Regions from separate parts of the Mus musculus genome. Here region 1 is linked to region 2. Evidence: chromatin loops called from intact Hi-C (ENCODE). Cell type or tissue: heart. All regions are shown on one strand. Links, peaks and the distances in the headings refer to the core of each region. The heading gives the core; the rest is flanking DNA.

Region 1 (8,336 bases), core at 223-8,222, 160 kb after region 2:
AGACAAGCCAGGCAGTGGAAACCTACTCCTACCTGGTCCTCCAGCCTGCATCATCATCGCCTCATAGCGTCTTAGAAGACAGACTTTAAGCCCGTTCGTCCCCAGGCCCTTTACAGTAGCTCTGGCTGGCTACACTGTTAAGATTTGGAGAAAGAGGCCTCGCTGTGTTTTGGGGTGGGTGGGGGTTGTTTGTTTGATTGGTTGATTTTTATTGATTGTTTGTATGTTGTTGTTGCCAAACTGTTGCCCTGCCCCCATGCTGGATCAGAACCACCCTCTGACCTCACTCTATATACCCTGCCGCTCAGCCTCCACTCGGAAAGGCATCAGAGACGGTAAATCTCAAGGGTTTAATTTGGACTGTCTGTGTAACTATCCATCTCCTTTGGAAGTGTGCCCTGCTAAGTGAAAATCAGAGTGGAAAAGATAAATTTGGGGGTCAAGGGGATCATTCACATGTCAGTGGGATTAACCCCACTTCAACCCAGTTGAACCCTAGAGACAAGTGCAATATGAGATAAGCCAGGCACACACACACACACACACACACAAAAGACACTCATTGTCTGTTTCTATTTATATATGGTCCCTAGAGTAGACAAATCATAGACAGGAGAACGGTAGTGATGGTCAGGGCCTGGGGGGAAGAGAAGCAAAAGCAAGGAGCCAGAACCTAATGGGCGTGGAGAACCAGGTGCGGAGTTGGGCTGCTGGGCTGCAGCTGGGGGCTGGGATGGTTCTACAACACTGAGAATGCTTCCTGCCTCTGTGCTAGACACCCAAGTGCAGGAGGTTTTACGTTACATTATGCACATTTTGGCATCCTCAAAAAAGAATCAACCCCAAGGTCACTATGAACAAGAAGCTCAGGTGATGCAAAAAGAGGTACCAGTTTGTCGATTTTAACTGCTACCAAGGGAGGCTTATGACAAGGATAAGTAGGAATGTCTGCCAGCCCGTGCCGGTGTCTAGAGGAAGCTCCCTGCACTCAAAGATCAGAGGCTTAGGAGTCCTAAGAATCGGGGCTGGACTTAGACTTTGTCATTACTCGGTAATAATAATAAAAATAAAAATAAAAATAAAAATAAAGACCTGTCTATCTACACAATGGTCTCACAACTCTTGTCCAACCTCAGAGCCAAGAGAAGTGACCTTGACCTAGGCATGAAAGGGGCGTGTCCAGTGTGAGTGGCAGCATTTGGGGAGGAGGAAAAACCGAGGCAGGTAGAACTTCTGTACGCTAGTCTCAATCCGGGCTCCATCTCTTTGCAGTTCTAAGGCATGCCAGTCAGTCCAGCCTTACTCCTGCCTGGTCCTTGAGCCAGCATCACCAGCATCACCAGCATCTCAGAGCATCTTAGAAAGCAGAATCTCAGGCCCTGCCCCAGGCCTGCTGGGCGGAGAGCTGCATTATGACAAGAACCCCAGGGGTTTCGCTTGTACTTCAGCCCTCTTGAGCCTGAGACTTTTACCTGTAAAACATGGCTGACAGTGACACTGTGGTTCACTAGGAAGGGCTGTCGAGAAACCAAGTTAACAAGCACATGGCAAGTGTGAACCCCAGGTCTACTGTGTAGCAGGCCTTCAATAACAGAACTGTGACACTCCTACATCTATGAGTCTCAGTTGCTAGGAAACGGATCCACAACAGCACTGCCGGGTGCTGTGAGAATCAAACTCAAGTGGGCAAGAGCTGTATTGATCACAGGAGCACAGCTGTGAGCCAGTCAGTGCCTAGGAGCCTTACATAAACCTCTGTGACCAGGTCTCACAACAGCCCTTGGAGAAAGGTCTTTATTATCATTATCATTATCATTATTATTATTATTATTCCCTCTTGGCAGAGGAAGAAACTGAGGCACCTGTGTTGCCCAAGGAGCCTTCCCAGAGCCATCCTGGCTGTTAAACTCTATGTCAAAGGGAGTTATTGTTCACAGGAAATAGGCTTTCTGTAACTACAGGAAGATAGTAATTCCATGCAGGAAGACACACTCCATCGCTCCTTTCCGGCCTTGGAGTTAATTACTGTGGCTTTACCCTGGACAGCCACTGGCCTATGCAGTCGGAAGGAGGGCAGCAACCCGAACAATGAGCCGTAGGTAGGGAGTCGACGGGCTTTCATCTTCAGAAGAATTACTTCTTGAGACCATTAATCACCAATCGGGAGCAATCTGGGAAACTCTTAATAGAGGGTGTGGCAAGAGCTACCTAGTAAAGGATGCTAACACCCACCCAGCCCCACTTAGCTGCATACACATCTCCAGTGTCCTATGTGGCTGCACTTGCTCAGCTGGTCATCGGCACATCAGCACTTGAGGTTCTCTCCTAGGGCAGCTGTCTGCAAGTCAGATACAGACTTGCACTCAGATAAAGAGAATATGAAAGGCCTATCGGATGGCCGGCTCTGAGACAGGGCAAATCTTGGGGTTGGCAATAACGAAGAAGAGGTTTGTAGTCGGCCTCATTCCTGATGAGCTATAGGAATTTCCCTGTCTGAAAAAAAAAAAAAATGAGGCACTTGGTCCCACCCTGGTGAGGACATTCTAAAGACGAAAGGAGACAACACATGGAAGGTCTGGCCCAGGGCTCTGGCTTCCAGCAGGAGTTCAGCAAATGTGCTTTCGTCCTTCGGTTTCCTTCCCTCTGCAAGCTCATCATCAGATCCCTCCCCAGCAGACCCTTCCCCAGCCTTCAGAACTCTGCCTGTCACCACTTCCCCCTCAAAGGCTTTCTGCTCCATCTGGCTAGACAGACCCACCCCTTCCTGTTTAGCACGTCCAGATGGCACAGGGGCATCTGGTCTGCCAAGGGATAAGAAAAGCTCTCTGGAGGAAGACCCCCTAGAGGATAGACAGATAAGGGGGAATGGAAAGGGCATTCCAGACAGAGGGAACCGTGTGTTCCAAGGTCAGGAAGGCAGAGAAAGCTTTGTAGATTTGAGGATTTCAAGGGCAATGCAAAGGAGCCTTTCTGGACCAGATTCACTGAACGGCACTGCCAGGCGCCGTCCCCACCCTGATCAACCTCCTTCACAGCACAAGTGGATCACATACTCTTTTGTTTATTGGTTTCAGCCCCAGCTGAAACCCCAAGTCCACTGCAGGGAGGGGGGCACACCTTATCTTCTTTGCCTTCTTAATATTTGGTGACTAGTTATCACTACTAGTTAAATGACCACCAGACTCAGAGCTCCAAGACAAGAGGGACCTGGCCATCCCTCCCCCATTAAATCCCCCAACACCCGGCACAGGACTAACGACATAGCATTTGACACTTGGTTAAGTATTTTATGATCAAGCCATATGCTCTATACTAGATATTCAGCTCCTGAAAGGATAGAAGAATGACCTCAGGCAGCGCAGGTATGCTGTGATATAAATAACCCCACATATACACACTCGGGTGCACCTGATGGGTAAATGAAGGAGTTAATGCAAGACTACAAAGTTCTCACACTCCAAAGCCCAGAGGTCCATGATGCCAAGCTTCGCCTTGCTAAGCTGCCAAGATTTCTATCTCTTCTTGTCACTGCCATTCAAAGCGACTCTCTTATCCACAGCAGCCATGCCTCCATTGTCACAGGGGCAGTAGATCATCTCCCCTCTGTTCCTCTCTCCTGAGCTCTGAAAGCCCTGCAGATTCCCAGCCCTGCAAGAGGAGGTCAGCTGACCCGGGCGCCTGGCCCTCTTCCGGCAGGCACTTTTACAGGAGCCTTCTCTGGGAATGGTCAGCATTCCATTCTCCCAGAGAGTGGGATGTGAATCTGGCCTGTTTTCATTAATTGCAAATTAATGCTAGGCTGGGTGCTATTTTAGTCCACGCTTCCACAGAGGGTGGAATGCGACCCAAGGCAGCTAGCGCATCGCGCTCATTCCTTCTGCCGTTGGACTGCGTGAATATTTTTAGAAGCCGCACCCTCTTGCCGTGGCCAGATAGATAATTTCCAAAACCAGATGTGCTCATTGCAAATCAGCATAAGGCACAGAAGGGAAGAGCAACCAGTCACATGGCTCACACCAAAACTGCAGCAACATCTAACACATTCCAGCCAGAAGCATCTTTAGAGACTTCCCGCGGGGCCACAGGAGAGGTGGACCCACAATGTGACAGCCACTCCCCCTGCCCTTAGCACGATCGATCTTGCCACTCACATCCGGTTGGTTGGTAGTCCATTTGTACCCACGGTCCCCCTAGGCCAGGCAGCGATGGCCTTTCATTCACACAGAAGGCCAGCTTGTGGCCATGTGTATGACTGCTTCTGTCAGCAACTGTCCTTTCTAAATATGCATCTGCAAAGTGCTGAGTCAGGAAGCGCGGATTCCCATGCAGCCGGAAGGCAAATCAGCACCAGCTGAAACACATTTTTAAAACACTTGGAAGTGGGTGCAAGAGGATGGAGTTTGCCTGGAAGTCAAACATGGGAGTGAGTTTTAATCCTGGCTAGGGGCTCCTTTGCCCACAAATCAATCAGTTATAATGCTTACATGTGCCAGGCACCAGGAGATGCTCTGGAATGAGAAAGACAACAAACTCCTGATCTCAGGCACACCCCTTAGACAGTCCAGGCTGGAAATCGACCCTCAACAAGTTCTTTCAACTAGACTATCAGGTCTTAGTTGACATCTCTGCAGCAACGGAGGAAACAGTAAATAATGACTTGTTAAAAGGACAGATTTGATTATGTGTGAGTGTGCGCACACGCGCGCGCACACACACACACACACACACACACACACACATGCTCACACACGTTCCCACCCTGGGCAATGTCAGGAGCAGAGATTCCTAAGAAAACAGACAAAGAAAAATATAGGACCAAAGTTGACTTTTGTAATTAAGTACTATGTGTGCTACTTGGATACAAAAACAGAGGCTCTCAGGTGGAAAACCTGGTCCCCAGGAGCCCCATGCCCTACAGTCACTTCTCTGTTGCTTTGGGTTTTACAAATGAGCTGTTCTTCCAGGCTGCTGCCCCATTGTCCCCAACACAATTGCTCTCTGAATTCTGGCCATTCTTCTGCTCCATTAGGGAATTCTATGACTCCACAGGAAGCTATGCACCTTATCACTTCTGGGGCTACAGCATGGGACCAAGAGGTCCCACTGTACCACAGAACCCAATCCCCAGGCGAGAGGCTCACATTCCAGACCTTGTATAGTCTACATTTAGTTCCGAGGGCTCCCGGCGACAGGTGGCAGGAAGAATCTGGACAGGGTATCACTGAGATCAACAGATGATATGGAACCCTTAGAAGGCAAGGGTCCAAACTGACAGCAGGCCCGACCACCACCCCATCCCAGAACCACTTGCCCAAGCTTCTGGCTTTCCATGCATTTCCTCCTGCAGGGGCCAGACACTTAGACTTAGGCAAGCTCTTGGGATGGACACAGCTAAGCACCACCTCCTCTGAATGCATTTCTAACTACTTTCACATTTATTGTCGGTACCTAGAACTGGGGATTGCCCACAGAAACTCTCGGGAAAAAATTGACTGGGGAAAATAAACAAACAGTACACAGCTCTTCTTCCTACCTGACAGGAGAAGCTAAGTTCAGTGCGTGAGAAATTTATCCTGAACCCTGCTATCAGCAAGAGACAGGGCTACCACACAAACCTGGGCCATCCAACTCCAGAGCCTCCACTCCTAGACTGGACTCATTTGCAGACGGTTGATTCTGACAGTTTAATTCTGAACATAGAAAATACCTAGAGCAAGTCTGTGGCTGTTATTATTATGTATTTTGTAACAGGAGGAACTGGGTTATGTGGGGTTTTTCCAAGGTCAAGGAGCTGGGAAGCCCCACAGCCCATAAGTTGGCTTTTTGGTTTTTTTCCCCCTGTCAATACAATTTTCAATTTTAGCAAGTGAAATCTGAAATCTGAAACACATCCCCAATCCATAATTTTTACACTTGATAGTTAGTGCTCCTTCTAGAATAATCCAGCCACTTGCCAAAAAGGGATTTGAGATTTCATTTCCTGTTCTGAAGGAGAACTGTTTCAACCCATCATTTTCACCAGGCTCGGTGGACTGGACAGAAATATGTAACTGAGGTCAACTCTTCCGTGAGTGGCAGGCCATGGGGATGTGTCTCTCAAGGACGGCTCAAAGGATGCTCGTGACAGCCATGTTCTACAGACCCTAAAACAGCTCTAGCCTTCCAAGTAAGGATGTGGTCCAGCACACACCCACTGACTGACACGACAGGGGCAACTGAAGAGGAAGACGTGCAGTTGTTGCTATCCCTTGTCTGGGGAGGGTCCATTTGAGGGCTCTTGTGGGCAGTCCTGAGGCCATTTCATAACGAAACCCGTACAGCAAGCTCCATTGATTTTGAAATGGTGTTTGCTTGCTTTGTGGAGGGGTCTGAGGGACATTCAGAGTGCTCCCAAGGAAGCCCTTGAGCCCTCTAGAGCGCTCTCCAGCTTCAGCAGCCGTCAGAAATAAATGTGAACCCCATCACTCACTCGCCCTTTCTTTAAGATTGATTTTTGTTTCTAATTATGCGTAGGTCCGTGTGTCTGGTGTGTGGACCTGTGCACTTGTGAGTGCAGGTGTCCTCAGAGGCCAGAAGAGGGTGTGGGATCCCCTGGAGTTATGGGTGGCACCCCAACATGGCTGCTATGAACTAAACACAGGTTCTTTAGAAGAGCAGCAAATGGTCTTAATTGCTGAGCCATCTCTCCAGCTCCCAACCCGCCCTTTTTGAACTACCACCATTTTTACCCAGCTCTCAATTCCATAGCTGGTTCAAGTGTGAGACGGTGAGGAGAAAGGAGCAGAGATATGGGGTGGGAAGTCACAGCACGGCAGCTAGAGCAAGGCTTCTAAGTGGGCTCTGGATTGTTTGCCAGTAGTCTCAGCACTAAGGAGGTAAAGCGAGGCGGACCATCTGTTCAAGGTCCTCCTCAGCTACATAGCGAGTTTGGAACCAGCCTGGGCTACATGAGATGCTACCTCAAAGACGGAAAAAAAAAAAGTGAGGCGACTTCTAGGTTTAAAATAATCTGGGGCCCTTCTAGCACATTCTGCATTGTGGTATGAACTTATATAGCAATAACTGTTACTACAGATATGTTATCTGATTTTTCTGTGCTTCAGTTTCCCTATGTACATGTGAGTTATAAGATGAACAGTGCCCATTTCACATGCTGCCTGAAAGAGTCATTTATGAAAGTATTAAGCACATGGGAACTAAAACACCTATGAAATATGTGTGTTACTTTTGTGGTAAGAATTCCAGATTGTGAGCTTCCTGAGGACAGGGACTGTGTGTCAGTCATTGTCCCAGCAGGGAGAAGAGAGTCTGGCAGGTTGTAGGGGACTCAGTAATGCCTGCTAAATTAAACTGTTTGGATAAGCCTATTGATGAGAGTCTTTCCCAGAGCCCACCAACCAGCAGAGGGAGCGGCTGTGTCAGATCCGGGCTATGAGGAGCCACGCCCACCCGCCATACCCACACCCCGGCTGAGTTTTACCTTAATGTTGCAGTTGTCATCAAGCAGTATGTTCTCCAGCTTCAAGTCCCGGTGGACCACACCATTCTGCAACGAGGAAACGGAAGAACTGAGCAGGAGCAGGAGCAGGAGCCAGAGCAGGAGCGTGTGAGATGACAGACAAGAGAGCTCTGGGGAGGGGGCAGCGGAGGCCGGGCACAGGGAACAAGTCTGACAGATGAAAGCAATGCACCAGCCAGTCCCGGTGGTCTTCACCTCCATCCTTCAGGCCTGCTCTCACTGTCAGGACGCTCCCCAGACAGCAACCAGCGACAGGAGAGCATTAGTCACTTTCTGTGTGGTTAACAGAAAAATGACTGGAATCCATTCTCCCCCCCCAGAGCCTGTAAACCAGCAGGGGGATTCTTTGTGGGAATGTAATTCCACTGTGTCTGAGACAGGGTCCCAGGGACACAGCAGACATCTCAGTGGGTGCCTTGGAGCACAGGGCCCCAGGGACAGCCTGCCTGCCTGCCTGCCTGCCTGTCTGCCTGCATCCCTCATGCTGGAAAGAGGCCTGACCCAGTCTCCTAAAGCTTTGTCTTAGATACTCCCTAAGCAGCCAGCTGGAAAGACTTGAAAGTCCCTCTCCACTCTGCAGGACTCAGGGCTGATGAAAAGGGTGCAGGCCAATGAGACCAGAGCCACTAGGAACTCTTATGTCGCGTGACCTTTTCATTCAGGCAAACTCTGGCCAATTTGGGACTGGACTTGAAAGCAGCAAGCCAGCTGAAGGGAAAGGACACCAATGGGCTGCGGAGAAGGTTCTGGGGTGGGTGGACAGAAAGAGTGCTTGGGGACCATGTTGGATGTGGATGTGGGGGGAGTAGGTTCCCAG
Region 2 (8,336 bases), core at 128-8,127:
ACAGAAAAATCCTGTCTCAAATAAAATAAAATAAAATAAAATAAAATAAAATAAAAAAGACCTTGATTAATGGTGTGTCTTCCCAACTCAAAGTGAATCTTCAAGTAATCCAATTAAGAAAAAAAATCCCTTATGGGTGTGCCCCCCTCCGCATTTTGGGGTTTTAGTTCATTTCAGCTGTAGTCAAGTTGACAAACCAAAATAGCCATCCCAGTGAGGTAGTGATTTAGAGAGCTGTCGTGTGTGTTCTATGAATCAGAAGGTGAGATTGAGTACCAGCTGTGACCTGGGAACTCTCCTCATTTTGCTCAGTGCCTCAGTTTTCCCATGCCCTCAACGTCATTCCAGCTAATACCTAACACCTCCTGAGGAGACCAAGTCAAGAACTTAAAATCAAAGCTGTTCTTGGTGTTTTCATGGTGTTTGTGAATGAAGAGCTCAGCTGTTTGCTGTGAATGGAGAACCGAGGAGAGTAGGGAGAACTCATGGATGTCTTTGTGCCTCTTGAATCTATGTCCTTCAGTCAGTGATTAGGAGCCAAGCCACATTATGAAGTCTAGTAAACCTAAATACATATTGTCAAGGGTCCAGTCCCTCCCAGTTTCCACACCCTATCTCTTATTGAATAAGAAAACACTGTCCCCACACCCACCCACCCCAGAAAATCCTGAGAGCCACTAAAAACAAAACTGTAGGCAAAGCTTTTCCTCAAGAAATAAAGAATTTTCTCTGCATGTCAACTACAAAACCAAGTCATTTGACGAGTTCTCACGGGTCTGGTATAAAAGTTCTGGTCCATTTTATTCTAGAAATCTCTATCATGAGCCAGCCCATATCCCTGGAGATACCAGGGGAACATTGAAGTGCTTTGAAGAAGGGTTTCATGATGAGAAACCCTTCATGAAGGGATTCAGATGAGATCTGCATTTTAGGAAATAAACTGTGGGCGTGGGTTTGCTTGGGGAAGGAAGGAAGGAAGACAAGAGGACAGGGCAGGTTGCTTCCATGCACAAGCCCTGGTGATAAGTACAGGACCTGAAGGAGGGTAGAACTAATCGGGGTTACAGGAAGCTGATAGTTCACAGAGATAATTAGAAGAATAAAAGTCCAAACTTAGTGTACAGTTAAAAGAAATAAGAATAGTTTTCCAGTTGACTGTGTGTACCCTGCCATACAGGGCTGGGATGTGGGTAGAAAGCAAGACATCCAACGCCTCCTAGAAGTGAATCTTATTGAGATAAGGATCAGGGGCTTTCCATGAATCCTCTTCACAAATCTGGACCTGAGGAAAGCCAGACAAGAAGATACATGTCTGAGGGAAAGGAGAAAACATGTTTGGTCCTAATAAGGTTGTGGTGAAGGATAAAAAGAGGAGGAGCTGTTCTGTTCTAGAACAATCCAGCCCCACCCAGGTAAGGGCTGCCTTGTGAAGCTGCTAGCATTTTCAAGACGTTGATGGTGGTTATCAGCTGGCACCAGAGCAAAATCAAGGATGTGTTGACAGCTAGGAAGCCCCAGCACAACCGGAATGTGTGTGTGTGTGTGTGTGTGTGTGTGTGTGTGTGTGTGTGTGTGTGTGTGTGTGTGTGTGTGTTTCCCAGAACATATACCAGGCTTGCTGTTCACAGACATCCTCAGAGAACAAATAAACATGGCAATGCAACCTTCAAACACCATTTACACAATACTCACTTGTGGTGGAAGTTTGAAATATTCCATGGGGACCATTTACCTATACCCTGTTCATTCTTTTTGCTCTCCTTTGTCCCCCAAAGAAAACCCTTCTGCAAATGAAATCCCCCACCCCAGCCAAGCACCCAATCACCCACACAGTAGATCTCAAGCTCTCTGCCCACCTTAACTCTTTTCCTTGGCCATCTATACACACACATGTATCTAAACACGTTGCTCTGGAAAGTATTGTGGTAACGGTTAGGAGGCACTTCGTATGGCAGGAGTGTGTGTGAGCATGGCAAGCAAGATATGTAGAAAAGAGAAGGGGGTAGAAGAGGATGGGTGGGTGCTTTACAACAGCCTTCTCTCCAAAAATGAATCCATCCCTGAGAGAAGCAACCCAGTCTCTGGGGAAGGATGTTAGCCCTCAAAGACCTCAAGCCAGTAATGCTCCAATGGCAAGGTCAATCAAGATGAGCTCCGGCAGGGATTAAACTGGGTCTTGGGCACTGAATGAACTTGACAGCACTGTTACTTGAAATGTAACCAGGCACCAATGACCGAGATGCATCTGTCAACTTTGCCAAGCCCCAACCTTGCCACTTGGCCCTGGACCCTAGATTATAGCCTTGGTTCCAGTTTCCCTATATGTAACGTAAGAAACAACCATGAATGAGATCATAATCTTTACATTGTACAGAGACAGCTAAGATTCAGAGAGCTGAGTCATTGCTCTTAGAAGAAACAACTAGAAGACAGAGTTTGAAGCCCCAAAGCCTGGTCCCTTCTTGCTCATAACCACTGCACCGTCTTGCCTCAACGCCTACACAAAATTGGTTCTTAAATCTGTGATAACGGAAACTTGGACAAGTTCATTAATTCCCTAGACCCCTGTTCCTGCAAGAGAAGTGTTTCATGATTGTATATCTTCTAAAGATGCTGTGGGGAATCACTAAGTCAGATAGTAAAGGGATTCATGGAGAACCCCAGCAGCTGTGGTCACAAAGCCAATGCTCACCGCAGCAGGAATACTGATTGATCTGTGAATATCACAAGCATCCGTGGTGTTTGCAATTACTTGCTTCAAAGCTTGTGATTTCCCTGAACTATGTGTTCCAGAAACTGTCTCTTCCTAATTTGCATTTGGCAGCCTCATCTCCACAGAGCACACTTGGGAACATCCTCTGCTTTCGATGTTATTTGTACATGTATTGATAAATGGCTTTTAAAGTCCCTCTCTCTTAGATTCCTGTGAGGATTAGATGACATAATGCATGCAAAACAGCTAGTATCATTTTTGGCTTGGGAATTGCACCTAATTAATATTGGTTCTTTTGCCTTTTGCAACAGAATACATTACTTGAGACAAACACTCCAGAGTCCTATAGCAGGTGCCTCTGAGGGACACAAACATCTCTAGCACAGCCCACATACCGTATGGAATGGGCAACGTGATGTACAAGGAAACCCATGCTGGAGTCTACCTTGGAGGGCAGGGGATGTTGTGGATTACAGAGAACAATGCTGCAGGCGTGTTTGAAAGTCTCCAGAGCAGAAAGAGGAAGGCACTTGATGTTCTGATCGCTTAAAACTGCTAATTAGGCTCATGCATGCTACAAACACTGGCAGCTCTTGTGTCCTGGGGTAATAGGGACAAGCCTGGCAAAGATGCTCACAACCATAGCCCACCTGTCCATAAGCCCATGTGCTGTGCCCATAAAGAGATGCTTCAACTGAGAACACTGGGGAACAAGCTACCAAGCACGTTTGAATGTTCTGAAATTCCGAGTAGAAATATAACGTCCAGGTGGGCACAAAAGTCTCCTTGCAACCACTGGGGAAATTCTACATTCACTGCACCAGGCAGTAGGGGAGAGAAACCGTGCCTTTGGGTGTGGAACACACTGCTTCTGGTTGGTGGATGTGCCCACTGAGAACTGCAGCAGCAAGTCAGCTGACATTTCCGAGCTTCCATGTCTTCATTTGCAAAATAGAAAATACGCACTTGGCACAGGTATGGGAAGCATAAAGAAGTAACCTATATGAAGGGACTAGCAGGTAATAAAGCCCCCATCAGTGCTACCACCTACGGGTAGCTAAGCTTATCTGAGGGCACCCACCAGTGAAATCATCGCGTTCCCGTCTTCCTACTCGAGTGGCTCCGGTGGTTGTACTGTTGAATGGCGCCTTGAATGAGTCACAGACTATTAATACACCGGGACTTGTCATAAGGACAAGTGACAAATAAGGGCTCAAGGACAGAAAGGACCTGGACCATTCTCAAATAAGATAAACTATGCCATAAATAACATGGCATTGGCTGACTTGGGGAGGGGTGCTGATGAGTAGCTGTTATGGATTTAGAGAGCTGGAAGCGGTCCAAGCATGAGAGGCTAGAATAAGAAGGTGCGAAGAGGGAGCTTTGACTCTAAGCAAATGAGAGGCCAATGAACCGCGGGAGCTGCCTACCAGACCAAATAATGTGGGGCCAATCCACGGCAGAGGAAACACCCAATGAAAGAGAAGTTAATCTGTGATTGACAACCCTAAAGAGTTTCAGGAACTCAGCAGCAGACACTGTTAGTGGATGAGGAAACTGAGGCAGGAAGTGAGCCTAGCCCTTTGCCTGTCTCCAACACCCTGGTGCAGACCCCAAGGGTTTGGTGAATTAGCCAAGGAGTCTTTAGACTTTCCAGTCCTTGAAAAGACCTCCAGATCTCAGGATCCTGCTTATCATAGCACAGCTCCTGATGTGTCCGCATTACCAGTAGAATACACATTTCTTAGCCCAGTAACAATTTGCCATGTCAAAGAATATTTTCAATGATTCTGTTCTTAGTTTTTATCTTATTTTACTTTATTTTGACTACCAATTAAATCTTTCCCGTGGTTCCTTTCTTGCCATTAAGAATATAAACTTTAAACCTGGACTATGATTAAAAGGAAATTTTCATTCCTTATCTGCTCCTTTTAAACTTTCTATTTTTAAAAATTTGTTCAACTAGGGCTTAAAAATCTTAAAATTATATTATAAAATATTAGTTTGTGTGATGTATAGCTTGTGTAAGAATAGGGATTTTTTTCTTTACTTAAAAGAAAAAAATTAATCTGGCAGTGGTGGCACACACCTTTAATATCAGCAATCAGGAGGCAGAGACAGGCAGATCTATGAGTTCAAGGCCAGCCTGGAATACAGAGTGAGTTCTAGGGCAGCCAGGGCCACACACAGAAAATAAACAAAAATCATGTATATATGTGCCAAACTTTGCTCAATAATAGTAGCAATTACATTTGCTTCATTTGAAATTAATCTTTCCTTTCTAAACATTTTTTAATTCATGAAGAAAATGCAACATATTTAAATAACAACCTCAAAATAAGATGGAATTTAAGCTTTCTAAATGTAAGTCTGATATATTGAATTTAAATAAAGGTTATACATAGTAGCCTTTACTTACAGCACAACAGAGAGAGAGAGAGAGAGGGAGAGAGAGAGAGAGAGAGAGAGAGAGAGAGAGAGAGAGAGAGAGAGAGAGAGAGAGAGGAAGAGAGAGGAAGAGAGAGACAGAGACAGAGACACAGAGAGAAACAGAGACAGAGACACAGAGAAATTCATTGAATTCTAAGCTTCTGAAACTATAAACCAACCAAGACAAACAAAATACAACCTAGGAAAGTGAATACAATACTAGGAAAGGGGACATTCATTTTTGAAAATTTAATTAATTAATTAGTTAGTTAGTTAGTTAATTAATTAATTTTACATCTCTACCTCAGTTTTTCCTTGCTCCCTTCTCCCCATCCTCCCCCCACCCCCATCCACTCCACTACCATCTTCTTGCCTTCTCTTTTTCTTTTCAGAAAAGGGGAGGGGGAAAGGAGGCATTCTTATTGGCCTATCAGATGCAGTTATAGCTTAGCTATTTCAAAATGGTTTCTCAACATTTTTAGGCGTGAGTGTCTATTTAAATGCTATCTATTAGATAACAAAATAGAATGCATCATTTTAATATAATAGACTGTGGTAGTTTGAATGAGAATGGCCCCCCATAGGTTCCTGTATCTGAATGTTTGGCCCATAGTTGGTAGAACTGTCTTGGAAGGATTAGAAGATATGTCACTGAGGGCGGGGCTTTGCAGTTTCAAAAGTCCATGCCAGGCTCAGTCTTATTCTCTCTATGCCTTCACCTTGTGGGTCAGATATACGCTTTCAGCTACTGCACTAGCACCATGCCTATCTTCCTGCCACAATGGTCATGGCCTACTCTATGAAATCCCCAGCTAAATGCTTTTTTGCTATAAGCTGCCTTGGCCATGATGTCTCTTCACAGTATTAAAACAGTGGCTAAGACAGAGGTAAACTTTATTTCTATTTTTTCTTTCATCATAAATACTTGGGTCAATCCAGAGATAAACAGTATACAGATTCCATGTTTTAACTGGAGAGAGAGAGAGAGAGAGAGAGAGAGAGAGAGAGAGAGAGAGAAGAGAGAAACTGGGGTACAGGCATGGGGGAGTCCCAGAACCTGCTGTATGTTCATTAAGGAGAAGTAGGAGGAGCTTAGACACACAGGTCAGAAACTGAGCTTACAGGTGAGCAACCTTGTTTTCCTTTGCAAAACAGGAAGCTTCTTCAATCAGCCCAGACCCCTCGTTTTCATTCTTCACACAGCCCAGACCCTAGAGAAGGTGGATGTTAGACTTCATCTTGAGTATGATCTGATTGCCCCTCCCCAATTCTTCCTCTTCTTTCCAAGTCAAGTTCTTGGGCTAGGCAGAAGACTGAAGTAGTCCTCGCTCTGTGACAACGTGTTTTAGAAAGGAATGGAGACACTGTTTGATGCGGCCCTGTCCCCCAGAGGTCTACCGCACCTGAGGCTAGCTAGCATCCTTGCTCATAGAAATCCAAGTGGAAACCAGACTGTGTCTAAACTTCTTCTTATAATATGGATTTTTCCAAGAACCTTTTCGCTCAAAGTCAAACATGTACATACATATACACATATGTGTATGCATATATGTTTTGAATCAGTGTAGCTCAGCTGGCCTTGAACTTACTATGTAGCTCAGGGATGCTGTAGCTCCTGGTCCTGCTTCTGTCTTCAAGTGCTGGAATTATAGGAGTGAGCCACCATGTTCAGCAACACATTTTTCCCGAGGCTTTCTGGAGACCTACCTCCACCTTAGCTCACTGTTGATTTTTTTTATAGTTGCATGATACAGTTCAGTTTTCACTGTGGGGCTTTCCTGGAGGAAGCGCAACACAAGAATAGGTTTTGTCCTGTGAGAATGTTTATATTTGTGTGTGTGCATAGGTGTATAAGTGTTTGCTCATAGGTATAAGTGTGTGTGTGTGTGTTTGATATCAAGCATCTTCCTTAATTGCTCTTATTTATCACTAGACCCAAAGATCACAGACTCAGATGTCTTCTAGACAGCTCACCTACACAAATCGCCTGTCTCCACCTCCCAAACATTGGGGTTACAAGATGGTCACCATGTCCACCAGGGTCACCATGTCCACCAGACTTTTCATGCAGATAAGGGGGACTCAAATTCTAGGCATCACAATTACCCACCAAGTGCTTATCCCCTGAACCATCTCCTAGGCCTGTAGGGTTTTTTTAAATTTCTAATTATATCAGGCTTATCCATATGCAAATGCTTAGAAAGTTCACATGGAAATATCAATATGAGAGAATAACAGGAAAAAAACACTGAGAAAGAAACACAACATGGGAACTAACTTGACTGGACACTGAAATATTCTTTAAAGCCAATGTAAGACAACAAGATACTCAAATAGCTAGGCAAGCTAGACACAGTCAGCCCACCATGTCCACCAGTTCTTCCTTTGCTGATTCAACTAACAACGGATTGAAAATATTTTAAAGGAATATGTATATACTAAAAACACACAGACTTTTTAAAAAAACGTATTTTGGTGCTCTAATGGTATTAATGACGATCAACTCAAACTTAGTATACATTAGGAATCAAAAGTTACCTGAAGAGTACTGAAGGCTATACATAGATCCTAAGCATATATAATACCTACTTATGAAGGGGACTTACTTGGGTGTCTATGGATGTTGCTGTCTGTAGGTAGCCCTGAAACTGACCCTCGTGATTACTGAGTTGACTCAAAATTTTGAGTAAAGAGTGCTAGACAGATAGTCAGCAAATCGAACTTCCCAGACCAAGTCTGCTGCAGTAAAGAGCACTGATAACTTCTGAGAGAATTCTTGGAGTTAGCACTGTAGGGCCAAATGTCTATCTGCTTCCTGGGAAACAGAGTCTGTGACTCTGGGAATCTCCAGAGTGATGGCTGTCCTTTATATACAATGAGATGACTAGTGTCTGGGGACCCCCTCAACTACATATAGCTTCAGGATTGGGCAAGATGGCAAGAGGATTTCTCTGCCCAATATCCACACCTCTAGCTGAGAGGAAGTAAAATTTAAGCTGTCAGTCAATGCCCAACATTTTAATCAATTATGCTTATAGAATGAAACGTCCAACCAAACTTTAGGACAAGGCTGTATCGTTTAGGAACTGGGGGTAATGGAGGAAGAAGGGTCCCTGGGATTTTATTTTTAGGGTAGATCATTCTATTCACATGATGGTGTAGGTGCCTATGACAGATAAAATAATAGACAAGT

What was found. Hi-C counts contacts between places; a loop is a spot of excess contacts. Peaks named below come from ENCODE experiments on the same cell type or tissue, not always from the same donor. Only the 100,000 strongest peaks of a DNase experiment are listed, where the experiment ranks them.
Region 1: it touches region 2 in a loop (2.3-fold over the local background); 2 of 42 quality-filtered maps call a loop at or near these places.

Annotation. Positions count from the first base shown.
Region 1 is chr10:84,384,776-84,393,111 of GRCm38, forward strand. Nuak1 (NUAK family, SNF1-like kinase, 1) reads right to left here. Exons shown (of 7, transcript NM_001004363.2): 4 at 7,481-7,546. Among named protein-coding and RNA genes, the nearest start is that of Nuak1, 52 kb to the right of the region's middle. In heart, for the core only: CTCF peaks have their summits at 3,925 and 7,384 (motif pointing right); DNase peaks (open chromatin) are centred at 2,736, 3,986, 5,230 and 8,146; H3K4me3 peaks cover 2,539 bases; H3K27ac peaks cover 7,580 bases.
Region 2 is chr10:84,226,627-84,234,962 of GRCm38, forward strand. No RefSeq gene overlaps it. Among named protein-coding and RNA genes, the nearest start is that of Gm46201, 100 kb to the right of the region's middle. In heart, for the core only: no CTCF peak of the experiment used is centred there; a DNase peak (open chromatin) is centred at 4,005; H3K4me3 peaks cover 280 bases; H3K27ac peaks cover 2,898 bases.